Regions from separate parts of the Homo sapiens genome. Here region 2 is linked to region 1. A link is an interaction called in ENCODE POLR2A ChIA-PET data of the cell type or tissue named here. Cell type or tissue: PC-9. All regions are shown on one strand.

Region 1 (8,000 bases):
CAAGATAAACTAAAAAATATTTAATAAATAAATAAATAAATAGATAGATAAAAACTGCAGACCAATAGTCCTCATGAATACAGATGCAAAAATTCTAAACAAAATATTAGCAAGTAGAATTCACCAATCCATGAAAAGATTTATATAACATGACCAAGTGAAGAAGTTTATTCCAGGGATGCAAGCAAGGCTGGCTCACTATTCGAAGTCAACCAATGTAATCTATCATATTAACAGGCTAAAGAAGAAAAATCACATGATTAATCGTTGCAGAAAACACATTTGACAATATTTGACACTGATTCATGATAAAAGCTCTCAGAAAAAAAGAAAAGGAAAACAGGAATAGACAGGAATTCCCTCAATTTGATGAAGAACATCTACAAAAAAACCCTACAGCTAACAGTATACTTAGTGGAGAAAGACTGAATGCTTTCCTCCTGAGATTGGGAACAAGGCAAGGATGTCTGCTCTACTCTTACTTACCAAGTGCTGAAAGTTCTAACCAATATAATGGGGAGCTGGGAGGAATGAAGAGCACACAGATTAGAAAGGAGAAAATAGAACTGTCCCAATTTGCACATAGACAATCCTAAGGAATATTTTTTAAAAAACCTTCATATAACTAATAAGTGACTTCAGCAAGGTCACAGAATACAAAATAAACATACAAAAGAGTGTATTTCTATATTCTAGCAATGAACACACAGCCACTGAAATGAAAAATACAATATCATTTATAATCACTAAAAAAGAAATAGATGTATATCTAACAAAACATATAGGACTTCTATGCTGAATAGTATATAATACTGATGAAAGAAACCAAAGATATAACTAATAGGGAGATATAATGTTGAAGAGATATAATATTGAAATATGAATGGAAGACTTCCAATATGAATTGGAAGACTCAACATAGTAACAAATTCAATTCTCCCCAAATTGATGTACACTTTTAACACAATTCCTATCAAAATCTCAGCAAGATTTTTAAAGACACAAACAACATTATTCTAAAATTTATATGGGCAGTCAAAATAACTAGAATAGCTCAAACAACTGTGAAAAAGAAGAATAAAGTAGAAGCAGTCTATCCAATTCCTAGACTTCTTATATAGCTACAGTAACCAAAACAGTGTGATATTGGCAAAGATCACAAAGGCCACATGATCAATGAAACAGAACAGAGAACCCAGAAATAGACCCACATGAATATGCCCATCTCATTTTTGACAAAGATGCAAAACAATTTAATACAGGAAAGATAGCTTTTCAACATTTTCAAATGGTGCTGGGACACTGGACATGATGAACCTCTGAGTCTCACATCTTTACACAAAAATTAATTCAACAATGAATCATGGATTTAAATGTAAAATGTAAAACTATAAAACTTTTACAGAAAAAAAGCACACAAAAAATGCTTGACATCTAGGGTTAGGCAAAGAATTCTTAGATTTGATCCCAAAAGCATGGTCCATAAAAGGAAAAACTGATAAATTGGACTTCATCAAACTTAAAAATGTTTGTCTGGTGAAAGACCCTCTTAAGTGGGTGAAAAGAAAGGGCATTGGAGAAAATATTTTCAAACCATGCATCTAACAAAGAACTAGTATTGAGAATATATAGAGAACTCTCGATATTCAACAGTAAAAAAGCAAACAATCCACTTAGAAAATGGGCAAAAGATACGGAAAGTGACATACAGATAGCAAAAAAGCATATGAAAAGATATTTCATATCATTAGCTATCAAGACAATGCAAATTAAAACCACAATGAAATGTCACTACACACTTACCAGAATGGCTAAAATTAAAAAATAGTGACACCAACCAAATGCTGGCAAGGACAGAAAGGTCATTCTGGAAAAATGTTTGGCAGTTTCTTTAAAAACATTAAACATATAGCTACCAAATGACCCAGCAATTGCACTCCTGGATATATATATATATCCCAGAGAAATGACAACCTAGGTTTACACAAAACCTTTTACATGAATAGCAGCTTAATTCCAATAGCCAAAAACTGGAAACAAACCAGATGTCTTTCAAGGAGTAAATGGTTAAATAAACTGTGGTATATCCTTACTGTAGAATACTACTCAGCAATGAAAAGGAATTATTAATATGATACAGGCACCAAACTGGATGAATCCAGAGAAGTATGCTCAGTGAAAAAGCCACTCTCAAACGGTTATCTACTGTATTATTTCATTTATATAACAGTCTTGAAATGACACAATTACCAAAATGGAGAACAGATTAGTGATTGCCAAGGGCTAAGGAAGGGTGACAGAGAGGGAAGTAAATGTGCCCATAAAATGACAACATGAGGGATCTTTATGGGATAGAAATGGTCTGTACTTGACTGTATCGATGACAATATCAAATTATGCTATGGTTTGGCAACATGTTACCATTGGGGAAACACACAAGGGATTAATCTGTATTATTTCTTAAAACTGCATGTGAGCCTACATTTATCTCAAAATAAAAAGTTTAATTAAAAAATAACTGCAGAAAAAAAAATTTATCCCTCTGGTCCTTTTAAGAAGGGTGGGCCTCAAAGGAGATGGTTTTGTTTTGCTGACCAGAGAAGCAGATGCAATGAAACACTAAGGAAATGTAATAACAGGACAGAAGGAGAGAGGGAAAAAGAGAGAAAGAAAGAAAGGAACAGAGAGGCAAAGAAATGGAGGAAATACTGGAGGGATTTAGGTATAGGGCACTCACCATAAGAAACTGATGAGAAATCAAAGTTCGGGCATAACAAGAATTGCTTAGAAAGGATTTTAAGAGATATTTTTGTCTGACGTGCTATGTAATCCTCTCTTCTGGGTTTACAAGAAGTAAAGACCTGCATTACTTATCAATCTTTCTTTTTTCTTTTGAGGTGGGCTTGTGTTTATTGGGATGTGATACCATAGTGAGGGTCTACAGGGCAGACTGGAATGTTCACATCATATTTGGTAAGGTTTGTCTGGGGTTTCAACCTGAGTATGCTTCAGGTAACTGATCCCCCCAGAACTGTGACAAGAATGAGCTTTCGGGTTGACCATCTAGTTGTTATGCTCATAGTACAAGGGAAAGGAAGTTGGCCCAACAGGAGTTATGTGATCCTTGCAAAGTCACCTTCAAAAAGAGGGAAATGGTGGGGTCTGTTCCAAAATCAGAATTAGAGCCATGAGGGCATGGAATGTTAAGGGCCCCGGTGTGTGAAATGGAGAATCACACTTACGCTGCTTTACGTAAGCCAGACTGAGAGGCTAAGGAAGCCTTTCTGCAGTACAGGCTGGGATTCAGTATTTATTATAGAATCAACATGTACAAATACACAATTTCTGCAGATATTGGGAATTTCATGGATGAGGACGTCAGTAGCAGACATGCCTGGGCATGTTCTGAATCCCTGTCTGGCCACTGGAGAGCAGAGGGGTCACTGAAGGACCAGCAATCAAGCAGACCACCTGCTACCACGCACGTCCGGTCTGTGGTTAGACACCCTCCAAATGCCACAGGGGTGGCAGATCCTGGAGGCTGTAAATTGAAGAGGTTAGACGGTTGCATGGCCCAGCCCTAGTAATTACTGTGGGCATAAAGCCACAAAGACCAGCTCTGTGGCAGAATGCTTGCCAGCCCTAGAAAGGCTCTACAGCAGAGTGGAGACGTGCTGGAATTCAGAGTTCACCACAGCGTGTCAAGGGGAAGGGAAGTTGGGAACAGCATGTGTGATCAGGACCTAAGGACTTCTGCCCCAGTTCATTCAAGGGCACAGCTGAGTGCAGTTTGAAAAGGCAGAAAGAGCTGGGCACAGGTAACTGAGCAACAATGAATGGTCAAATTCATGAGCAAAATTAGATTTCCCCAGGAAGCCTGATGTCTTGTTTCTGGGGATCTAATTCAGAAAAAGGGAGAGAAAACGGCCTCCTTGGTGTGCCCCAGAGGACCTGATGGAGCTAACAGTGGGGCTGGGGCCGGAAGCGGGATGCAGACCTGGGCCCCAACAAGGATGATGCTGGTATGACTCAGTCTGCTGAGGTCAGGTCCTGGCAAGACAGGTTCCGGTGAGTGAATGAACCGATGGCAGTAGTAGATTGCTTTATGTAAGAAAATGCAGGCAGGAAAAAGATTTAAGAGGTGGTGGAAGAGGGTAGGATTTGAGCAGCGGCTGGAAGGAGAAAGAGATTCTAAGGATAATTTTAAGGAAGTACTGCTGTGTTCCAAGCCCTGTAGTGAAATCCCTCCTTGGCATCCTCAATTAGCCACCAACAAATGCCAAGGCTATTGAGAAGACTCAGCCCATTGGAGGCATAGACATGAAGGGTTTTCTTTCTTTTCTTTTTTTTCCCATATTTAAAGTATATATTTAAAGTGTACAACATGAAGATTTGATATAGGTATGTATTGTAAAATAATTACCACAATCAAGTTAATTAACATATCCATCCCTCAAATCACATAGTTTCCCTTTTTAATTTTTGTTTTTTTTGGTGAGAACTCTTAAGATAAACTCTCTCTTAGCTAATTCCAAGTATATAATACAACATTATTAACTGTTGTCACCATGCTGCACATTAGATCCCCAGATCTTATTTTTTTTTAACTTTAAGTTCTGGATACATGTGCAGAACGTGCAGGTTTGTTACATAGGTATACATGTGCCATGGTGGTTTGCTGCACCTATTAACCTGTCATTTAAGTTTTAAGCCCTGCATGCATTTGGTATTTGTCCTAATGTTCTCCCCTTGCCCACCACCCCCGAACAGGCCCCGGTTTGTGATGTTCCCCTCCCTGTGTCCATGTGTTCTCATTGTTCAACTCTCACTTATGAGTTAGACCATACGCTGTTTGGTTTTCTGTTCCTATGTTAGTTTGCTGAGGATGATGGTTTCCAGCTTCATCCATGTCCCTGCAAAGGACATGAACTCATTCTTTTTTATGGTTGCATAGTATTCCATGGTGTATATGAGACACATTTTCTTTATCCAGTCTATCATTGATGGGCATTCGGGTTGGTTCCAAGTCTTTGCTATTGTAAATAGTGCTACAATAAACATATGTGTGCATGTGTCTTTATAGTAAAATGATTTCTAATCCTTTGGGTATATACCCAGTAATGGGATTGCTGGGTTAAATGGTATTTCTGGTTCTAGATCCTTGAGGAATCACCACACTGTCTTCCGCAATGGTTGAACTAATTTACACTCCCACCAACAGTGTAAAAGCATTCCTGTTTCTCCACATCCTCTCCAGCAACTATTGTTTCCTTCTTTCTTTTCAAAAGGTCCCTCTTGTGGTCACTCTGTTTGGTATTGCTACTTCTCTGGCTAATACCAGTGGGTCCTCAGTGGCCCCTGAAGGTCAGCCATCCAAATGCTGTCCTCTCTTGACCCAGTGAGGCCTCCCCCTGTGCAAGTTTCCTGACACAGGTGGTCCTCCCTTCAGAAAATGCCTCAGGGGCCCCTTAACCTAAAGGCCACTCAAGCCTTGCCACCTTCTCTGGTGCCTACTGAACTGTGGGAAAATGTCATGTCTTCACTGAGCCAGAAGCGGGGTACATCTTTCAGCACCCTTCTCTCATCTCTACTGTCTCTCTGCTCCCCCCTCTCCTCTTCTCCAGGCTCCAGCAGGGTTAGAAGCTCTGTGGATCCAAAGACTCAGCAAATTTCAGAGAGAGAGAATCAGCAGGCTCCAATGTGGCTGGGGTAGGGATGGCCATGTTCTGCTGGGTCCTCTTCCGTCGGTCACCTCTAATGTGAGGTGGCCCCATCTAACTCTCCAGCCCCAGCTCCTCTGGTCCTGCCTACACAGGTGACACTTGTCCTGGTGACAGCAAAGTGCATATATTTTCTGTGCACCATGTTGTTCCACATATCCGAGTGCTTGTGCCTTTCTCCCCTACCCTGAACACCTGGAAAATGATCCTCTTTTGAGATCATATCAGACTCATCCTCTCCCACTCAGACAGAGCTAAGCATCTCTTTCCTCTGCTCCAATCCCACCCTGTGAACATACATGCTCCTAGTATGTGTCCCATCACAGTAAAACAGCACCTTTAAGTATCTAGTTCTCTCCCGTACCAAACTATGCATTCCTTGCAGACAGGAATTGGCCTTTTGATTTACATAATTTGTGCCTATGACAATTTCTGATTCTTACAAAGCAGTCAATAAGTGCTTGTTGATCAAACTAAAAAGAAGAAGGGAAAACAGACTAAATTTCTCATCTTTTACAATGAGGGGATATGTACCGCGGACACTTCAATGTTTGGGGTACAGCACCTGACACCTTCCTAGGTTCAAGGAATCAGCCACTGTGCGAGTCTTGGTGGAATGTGGGGCCAGCCTTTTAATCCCAGCACTTTGGGAGGCTGAGGCGGGCAGATCACGAGGTCAGGAGTTCGAGACCAGCCTGACCGACATGGAGAAACCCCGTCTGTACTAAAAATACAAAACTAGCTGGGCATGGTGGCACATGCCTGTAATCCCAGTTACTCAGGAGGCTGAGGCAGAAGAATCGCTTGAACCTCGGAGGCGGAGGTTGCAGTGAGCCAAGATCGTGCCACTGCACTCCAGCCTGGGTGACAGAGCGAGACTCCATCTCAAAAAAAAAAAAAAAAAAAAAAAACAACTAGAGCCCAGGTGGATGGCCTAAATTCAGCTACTAGGAAGCCCTGCCCAGGGTCTGAACCTAGAGGAAGGGAGGTGAGGAGAAGAGGCCTGTGCCCTGGGGCTGTGGGACTGGCAGCAGCAGGACTCTAAACAGCCTGCTCCACCTGCCCACTCCCCCAGCCTGGCTCTCCAGGCCTCCCACCAACTCTATGATCCACCAAGTATCCTTTCACTGAAATCATCTTCTATTCAGATTGGCGGAAGGCTTCTCTTTTTTGCCAGCAAGAGCCCCCTGACTAGGATATCCGGTACATGGGTTGACAGATACTGATTCATGCTTGACCCTGAAAAAGGTATGGAAGTATATACTTAACCTAAAGATATACATAATCTAAATATATATTTATTTATGTATACTTCAACTAAAAATAATTGTAGAATAAAATAGAATACAAAACTTGCAAATTACTTTAAAAAATCAGTATGACAAAAGATTAAAAAGAAAAGTAGAAATGCACATAAACATAAGAATAAAGAAGTTAGATCAATATCATTTCTAATAAATGTGACTGGGCTACTCTCTCCATTTGAAACAGAAGGGTTCTCAGAATTCAAAAGGCAAACTTCAAAACTATATGGTAGATTCTTGGATTGGCTTTCCTAAGATGGAATGGCTTTTCCATTCCATCCTCCTACTTGGAGGGGTTGTAAAACTAAAAATTACCTTTTTCAAAGGCCTTCCAAATGACGGTGCTAGGTGCAAATTAGGTTGGGCCAATAAGATGCATTCAAGGGAGATTTAGCAGGTGGAGGTGAAGTGGAGGCCACCTTGCTGCTGCTGGTTGACAGGAAACAGGTTTGGACAAACAAGACTATTGGTAGCAGCCAGACCTGTGTTCCAGTGCCTGGTCACCAGCTTCATGGGCTAAGAGGCAGTTGTGCTGGCAGCAGCAGCAGTAACTTCTCGACCCACGGCAGCAGATGTGGTGCTGTGAGTCCAGTGGGGGCTGCCAACCTCTTCATTCCTTCAGCCTAGCCTAATGCTTCTGTAAGCACCTAATTCCTTATATTAAATCCCTTTTCACTTAAAACACATAAGGGGTTTTCTGTTTCCTCCACAGAAATCTGAGTCATATACAGTGTTTACAAATGGCAGGCCTAAAATAAAGTGACCCACAAAGCTCCTCTTTAAAAGGATGTACAAAAATATAGGACATAAATGAAAATAAGACAAAGCAACAACTGAAGTAGGAATGACAATGTTAATAGTGAACAAAGAATTCAAGAAAAAAACATATGGAATATTATATCAATACAAGATGCAATTCACAAAGGAGATAAGCTCATCAGTGTTTATGTCCTGAATAAGATAGCAGCTAAATATT
Region 2 (8,000 bases), 240 kb after region 1:
GTTGACTGGAGGAGGTTTGACCACATGACCCAAAATCAGCCAGTCCATTGGCTGGCTAGAAACCAATCATATTTCTATCCTCTGAAAAATTGAACTAGGAGGCCCAGAGACCATAGGAAATAGGTGGCCTGAGGGCTTACGGAGAAAAGACATTAAATCAAAGTTAAGATGAAGCACACATAAAAGATGTGTGCCTGGAGGGAAAGGGAGAAAAGGGGAGATGTGCCTAGAAAAACAGAGAAGAGAAAGTGGCCTTTGTTTCTGCTGGCATTCCAGTACCTGCCCCAGGCCAGCTCTATTTCCTGCCTTTGTGTTTTGAGAGATACCCCTGCTTCCCCTTCCCCCAAATAAATCTCATTTATCACTTGATCTAACTTGATTAGGTCTCTGTTCATTTCAACCAAAAGATCAGTGATTAAACCAATGGAATGTCATTTCTTTTTAGAGCCAAAGAACATTAGAACTGAAAAAGGTCACTGTATAATAAACAAACCCCTACCCTCTCATCTGTAGCTATGAGGACCGTGGGATTGGCCCCACCCAGTTCCAGAAGTGGCCTCTGAACCAATCAGGTGAATCCCACTCATCTGGCCACAATGATAGACCCTCCTATCTCCTAACAGTGATGGGTTCAGGAATAGGCATTTGACCTAAGATGGTCCCATCAAGGCAAATAGTCCTCATCTGTGTGCTATGTCTGCTTTAAGAAAGAGGAGGAGGAGAGAACTCCTTCCAATATTATGAAAGTAGTGTATGTTTCCTGAAAAAAAAAAAAGGTTAAATACGGGAAAAGATGAAGAAATAAAATAGCCTCACTGGTAATCAGGAAAATGTCAAAGAAAATCAATGAGACATCACTTTTTATTCAGCAGATTGGTAATTTTTTTCCTTTTCATTCACTGTTGACAAAGTTATGGGAAACACTTTAGTAATGCAATTGGGAATATCAATTATTACAGCCCCTCTGGAAGGCAAATTGATGGTATCTATTGAAGATTAAAGTCTTAGAACCCAGTGGTTCCTCCATACCTGCCCTGGGGAAACCCTTGCACATGTGACCAAGGAGTTACCTTCGAGGGTGTTCACTGAAGCATTATATGCAATAGGTTAAAATTAGAAATAATCTAAATGTCCATGAGAAAAGGAATAGCCATAAATATAGTTCTGAATTTCTCCATAACTACTTCAATGCTTAAGCCACCCTATGGACTAGTATGCTATAGTTAAAAGAATGAAGTAGATCAAATTGTCATAACACCCAACAAGACCTGTTGAGTGAAAATGCAAGTTGCAGAAAGAAATGTACAGTCCATGTAAACTAGTTCAACCATTGTGGAAGTCGGTGTGGTGATTCCTCAGGGATCTAGAACTAGAAATACCATTTGACCCATCCATCCCATCACTGGGTATATACCCAAAGGACTATAAATCATGCTGCTATAAAGACACATGCACACGTATGTTTATTGCGGCACTGTTCACAATAGCAAAGACTTGGAACCAACCCAAATGTCCAACAATGATAGACTGGATTAAGAAAATGTGGCACATATATACCATGGAATACTATGCAGCCATAAAAAATGATAAGTTCATGTCCTTTGTAGGGACATGGATGAAATTGGAAATCATCATTCTCAGTAAACTATCACAAGAACAAAAAACCAAACACTGCATATTCTCACTCATAGATGGGAATTGAACAATGAGAACACATGGACACAGGAAGGGGAACATCACACTCTGGGGACTGTTATGGGGTGGGGGGAGGGGGGAGGGATAGCATTGGGAGATATACCTAATGCTAGATGACGAGTTAGTGGGTGCAGCGCACCAGCATGTCACATGTATACATATGTAACTAACCTGCACATTGTGCACATGTACCCTAAAACTTAAAGTATATAATAAAAAAAATAAAATAAAAAAGAAATGTACAGTCCAATGTCATTTCTGGGTTTTTTTTAAGCCATTCACACAAAGCAATCTGATTCTCATTCATGTGTTTCTATATATGAATGTGAATATATAGGAAAGAAGTGATGGTCAGGGGGACAGTTTACTCTTACCATGGAATAGTAATTTTGTATAAAAGGACTGTAATAACATGTTAATTGTATAATTTTACATTAATACAATTAAGGTTTTAAAAATATGTGTGCAAGGCCAGGTATAGTGGCTCATGCCTGTGATCCCAGCACTTTGGGATGCTGAAGCGGGAAGATTGCTTGACCCCAGGAGTTCAAGACCAGCCTCTATGTAAAATAAGCAAGACCCAGTCTCTATGTAAAATAAAAAATTAGCCAGGTGTGATAGCACATACCTGCAGTCCCAGCTACTCAGGAGGCTGAGGTAGGAAAAGGATTGCTTGAGCCCAGGAAGTCAAGGCTGCAGTGAGTAGTGATTGTGCCACTGCACTCTAGCCTGGGTAACAGAGCAAGATCCTGTCTCAAAAAACATATGTGTATGTGTGTGTGTGTATACACACATACACACAAAATTTGGAAAACATGCAAAGAACAAAGAAGTAAATAAAATAACCTCCAATCCCACCTCAATTCCTAACTCTGGAACTCTTCCTTCCAGTGTTTTTTGGAGTCGGGGTCTGCTCAGCGTCACTCAAAGTATACCCAATCAGGCTGTCAGCTGCCCTTCTGCCCACAGGAGAGTCTGGGACCATCCAATCCAGAGAACTTCTCATCTAAATAGCACCTTGTCTCTACAAAGTCATTTGAATCACCCACCCTTTGTGATTCAAAATACTAAACAAAGTTATGAATTTTCCTATGACTGTTTCAATGCTTTTTTTAAAGCAGTAAATGTCAAAACCTTTCCAAACAAATGCTCCCCCTCCCTTTCTTTGTTTGGGCATTTGTTTTGTTATGCTTTGCCTTGTTTTGTCAGGATTTTTCATGTCCCTGTTTCTTGGTGCCCTAAACCCACATACAGTCTGCCTCTTGATTGATCCTATCTCTCCCCACCCCCAAAAAGGCTATGTTTGCAAAGACACACCCAGTTTGTCTGCCCCCACCCCGCCCCACATCTATTCCTCCTGTCTCAGTCTTGCCATTGTGTCCAGGGCAAGCTACAGAACAATGAATTCTTAGCAGATGATGGTATTGCCCTGTCCCCATGTTCTGAGCCAACCCCAGTTATGCCTGGCATCCGGGAGTCAGCGTTTTGTAGGCTTCTGTGACATTTGACAGCTCACATCCCACTTCTTTCAGCATTTGGAGCAGGAAGGACAGAAGGCTGCTCTTGTCACCACCAATGAGCTCATCCTTCTCCGAGAGGCAATAAGAAAGCGAAATTTCACCCCATGAATCAGGAAGCCTGAATTCATGACAAGGCACACATTCCCCAGCTTCCTGACCCACCGGCTGACCTTTCCATAAAAAGGAAAACTAGACAAGGCCTCCTCCCTAGAATAAAATAACCGATCAAACAAGGATAAGACATTTTTTACTAAAACAAACCTTTCACCCCATCGACCTGAATCCTTTGATTTCTGTATACCTTTCAAGGTCAGAACACTTTCTTTTCAGTCCTCTTGGGGATGAAGTCACACATTTCCGGGAGCCTTTCCCAACTTTAGCACTTGGGGCAGCGTAACCATGAGCATGTCACTTAACCATCCCAGTTTCTTAATCTAGAAAGTTAAACTAGAACACTCATTTCTATCTTTTTGCATTGTTGAAAGGGTTCGCTCTATAATCCTAGTGCAAAATGTGCCCTCAGCATCATTCACTATCTCATAATACTGGCTGCCCAACTAGTAGATAAATAGCACCTTGGAATTCAGATTGACCCTTCTTGGCTGTGCTGTTCTTGAGAGGTTAAGTCTAGGAAGGAAGTAATAACAATGTAAGGTCAACGGCACATGTTCCAGAGAGTCAGACTGCCTGGCTTTAAACATTCTCTCCAACACCTACTGGTGGTGGAACCATGAACAATTTCTCAAGTTCTCCAAACCTTAGGTTCTTCAAATTAAAAGTAGGGAAGTGGAAATAAATAATGCTGTGTAGGGCTTTTGTGGTGAGTAAAGGAAACAATGCATACAAAGCACTTAGCACAGTGCTTTTGATAAGATTTTGATTGGAAGATGTTAGCTATTCTTACTTTGGTGGTCACTGTAGTAACATTGTGTGAGTACACTGTTGGAGATCAGAATCATTAGGGGTTCCATCCATAGTAAGATCACACATTCCCTGGAGAAGTGTCAGGTGTGGAAGATAGTCAAAGTTGGTATAGTCAGCTGTGGACTAATAAGGGCTCTTTGGATTACAAGTGTCAGATGCTCAACTCAAAACTAATATTAATGAAAAAAAGGGGATTCATTAGCTCTTTGTGGCAGGGTTGGAGTTCGCCTTGAGCATGATTGGCTCCAAAGACTCAAAGTCATTAGGGCTCTCTAACTCCTTCCCTCAGTCCTGCTTCTCTCTGTAGATTGGTCTCATTCTCTCTTTGATGGATGACTTCCTCTATGTAGCAAGTAACCCCAGAGGAAAGACAGAGCTTCTCTCTTCCAGCATGTGTGTGTGAAATCCAGGGAAAGATTGGTTTTGAGTTGAACATCTGACACTTGTAATTCAAAGAGCCCTAATTAGTCCACAGCTGACTATACCAAATTTGACAATCTTCCACACCTGACATTTCTCCAGGGAATGTGTGCTCTTACTATGGATGGAACCCCTAACGATTCTGATCTCCAACAGTCGGCCCTGTTTAGATCATATGCCCACCCCTGGACCAATCACTGTGGACAAATGGATGGAGTATCCTGATTGGCCAAGCTAGCTCTATGCCTTTGGCCAGGGTGCTCTTCCTACCACGTAGAATGGGGGTTGTTCAACTCCACAAAGGAGATGGGCTAACGCTGTTACCAGAAAGGAAGAGGGTAAAGAATATTGATCATATCAACAGATGCCTAGTGTAGATAACATCTAGGGGTCATATTTCCTTTTTTTCTCCAGTTCAAGGTTCAGCTTTATTACTTGACACATTTCCAGTGTCTGGAACACTGATTCTTCTAAATTTGACTAATTAGAAGTTTATTAATGTGTAATATCTAATGTAATGCCAATGTATAATAGTCCCTTGAAAAGCATTTCCAAGTTAAGAATGAAAAATAAAGGTATATTATATATCATTAAATACAGATAGTTTCTATTCAATCAGGTCCACAGTCAACAATCAGCAAGATCAGTCTTAAGTTCTTCAAACTCTTCTGTTAAATCTTCTGTTGTTTTCTATGATGGGGGAAGGAATGAAAATCCCCATTGTTTTTCTACCTCTATACATGCTTGTGATGCTGGAGTTATTTGCACAAATTCTTTAAGGTCATAAGCCTTGCTCTTCAAGATGCATCTCTCGGTAAAAGGGTCACAGGAGACATCTCATGCAGAGATGAGACCTGGTCCTCAGATGCTTATTCTAGGTTCTTGGAAGTCCTTGAACAATTTGGTCTTTCGGTGAGTTTTTTTAGAACTTGTCAGAGTAAAAAACTTCAGCCAGAGCACCAAAGTTGTTACTGTTTTGAGTGCTATGAACCCATTCTGGTTGTTAGACAGCAGTTGGCCTGCTGTATTTCTGTAGCCTCCATGTGTTTTGCTGTGTCAAGCATCCTATTGTGACCTTCACCTTCGGGTGATAGCATTTCCAGCTCTTGCAGGATTCTAGTATGTCCTCCTTTCATGAGAATATCCAGTAAACTACCTGCCATAATATATGGGTAATCTTGGCATATAACAACAAAAATAAAGACCAAAACAAAATATGGATGCTGCAACTACTGGGAAGCTCAGCGTCCTCCCCATAAGTTCAGTCACTTAAATTTGAATCATCCTTACTAATAGTCACAAATGTGGAGTCATTGCATACTGTGAAAGAACTTTAGGGTCTGTGATGCAAACATAACACTGGAATAACATGATTCCTTTGGCCTTCTTGGAACCTCCACAAGACAGTCACTCCAGACTGAAGCCATTGAGTTGTTATCCCCAGTCTTACAGGACAGAGGGTGGGTTCTTCTACCACAGGATCTTCAGAATGGAGAAGTCTCCATGTTGCTGGCCATCTGGCCTTCTTTCAGACTCCCCCAACTATAACAAGCCAGCTGGTCAGCTTTCCTCCAGGTCCTTTAACTATTTTTAACAGGGCTAGTCTGCCTCTGTTCTCTTTCTAAATTATTGCTTTACAATTATCTTAGCGCAAGTCTCTGACTTCTTTTTATTTTCTTCAATGGGAATTTTGAAGTATTTGGCATCAGTGACTACAGGGTTTTCTTTCTCCCTAGGGTGGCAGCCATGGTTCTCCCCATCTCTGTAAGGTGTGTGATTCAGCATTCTGCTCTGCAGTCTTTTTTAGTCTGTCATGAAATCTATGCTCTGACTCAGGCTCTGAGTTTGCTCCAAGCTAAGAGTCTGCACCCCTGAGTGTGATAGCCTCTTTGCAACTTTATAATAAATGATCTTTGTTTGTTATAAAGCATGACACTTCATATCTTTTAGTCTCCCTATGGACTGGTAGCCATTATTCTAGGTCTCCTCTTTTAAGTACTAAAATCACTAATATTTAATAATTACAGAGTAGTCAGGAGTCACAGGAAGTGAAAAGAAAGCTCCTGCGTCCTTTCTCTGCAATTGCCTCATCTATTGATTCAGAACTTCTGGAAGGTATGTCTATTGTCCTAACTAAAGAGCTTTCAGGAAAGTTCAGAGGTAGAAATTCCAAACTTATAGGAGCCTGGCCCCAGAAGCATCCTGTTTTATTCTCCATAAAGTGTTGGTCTTGCTGCTGCTTGTAATCCTTTGCTCTTCTTTGTTTTTCCCTTTTTTCTTCATCTGGGAACTGCTTTTCTCCTTTCTTTCTCTTTTTCTTTTTTCTGCCCTTGTTTGTCATGATCATTTCTGTCTTCAAAGAGGCTTAAGGCAAAGAGACTTGCATACCAAATTAAGCCAGACCCTAAATCCAATGACTAATATCCTAATAAAAAGAGGAAAATCCCTACTAAGGCACTAAAAAAGAAAAAATGGAGACGAGGAGGAGAGAACAGAGATACACCCAGAGGAGAAGGCCACATGGAGAGGGAGGCCAGGATTGGAGTGATGCAGCCACAGCCAAGGAATGCCGATGATGGTCAGAAACCACCAGAAGCTAGGAAAGATGTGGGCAGACTCACTCCAAGCCTCCAGGAAGAGCCAGTCTTGTTGTCACCTTGACTTCTGACTTCTAGCCTCCAGCACTGTGAAAGAATAAATTTCTCCAGGCTGGGCGCGGTGGCTCACACCTGTAATCCCAGCACTTTGGGAGGCCGAGGCGGGCGGATCACGAGGTCAGGAGATTGAGACCATCCTGGCTAACATGGTGAAACCCCGTCTCTACTAAAAATATAAAAAAAATTAGCCGGGCGTGGTGGCACGCGCCTGTAGTCCCAGCTACTTGGGAGGCTGAGGCAGGAGAATGGCGTGAACCTGGGAGGCGGAGCTTGCAGTGAGCTGAGATGGCACCACTGCACTCCAGCCTGGGCAACAGAGCAAGACTCCGTCTCAAAAAAATAAATAAATAAAAATAAATTTCTGTTGTTTGAAGTGCCTTTCCAGCTCATCCTCACCCCCACTGGTTGGTTGTGGTTCTGGTTGCATAACTCTGTGAATGGTACAGTTTGTATTTTTTGAGACAGGGTCTCACTCTGTTGCCCAGGCTGGAGTGCAGTGGTGCAATCGTGGCTCACTGCAGCCTTGACATCCCAGCTCAAGCAGTGCTCCCACCTCACTCTCCCAAGTAGCTGGAACCACAGGTTGTGGAATTTTTTGTAGAGACAGGGCCTCCCTATGTTGCCCAGTCGGATCTTGAGCTCCTGTGCTCAAGTGATCCTCCTGCCTCAGCCTCCCAAATGTACAATAGTACATTTTAAATGAGTAAATTAATATGATATATAAATGATATTCAATAAAGCTCTTGTTTAAAAAAATTTTGTCCTGACCTGCCGGTGGCCTCAT

What was found. ChIA-PET counts read pairs that join two places held together with the same protein. Peaks named below come from ENCODE experiments on the same cell type or tissue, not always from the same donor. Only the 100,000 strongest peaks of a DNase experiment are listed, where the experiment ranks them.
Region 2: POLR2A ChIA-PET joins it to region 1 with 10 read pairs; 2 of 35 experiments call an interaction of 5 or more read pairs at or near these places.

The regions. Positions count from the first base shown.
Region 1 is chr2:70,592,496-70,600,495 of GRCh38, reverse strand. No RefSeq gene overlaps it. Among named protein-coding and RNA genes, the nearest start is that of TGFA, 43 kb to the right of the region's middle. RefSeq lists enhancers at 3,118-3,617, 3,618-4,119, 3,071-4,270. In PC-9, no CTCF peak of the experiment used is centred here; DNase peaks (open chromatin) are centred at 3,675 and 4,035; H3K4me3 peaks cover 1,173 bases; H3K27ac peaks cover 2,408 bases.
Region 2 is chr2:70,353,105-70,361,104 of GRCh38, reverse strand. It overlaps the pseudogene BRD7P6. Among named protein-coding and RNA genes, the nearest start is that of FAM136A, 55 kb to the right of the region's middle. In PC-9, no CTCF peak of the experiment used is centred here; DNase peaks (open chromatin) are centred at 3,294 and 6,374; H3K27ac peaks cover 4,208 bases.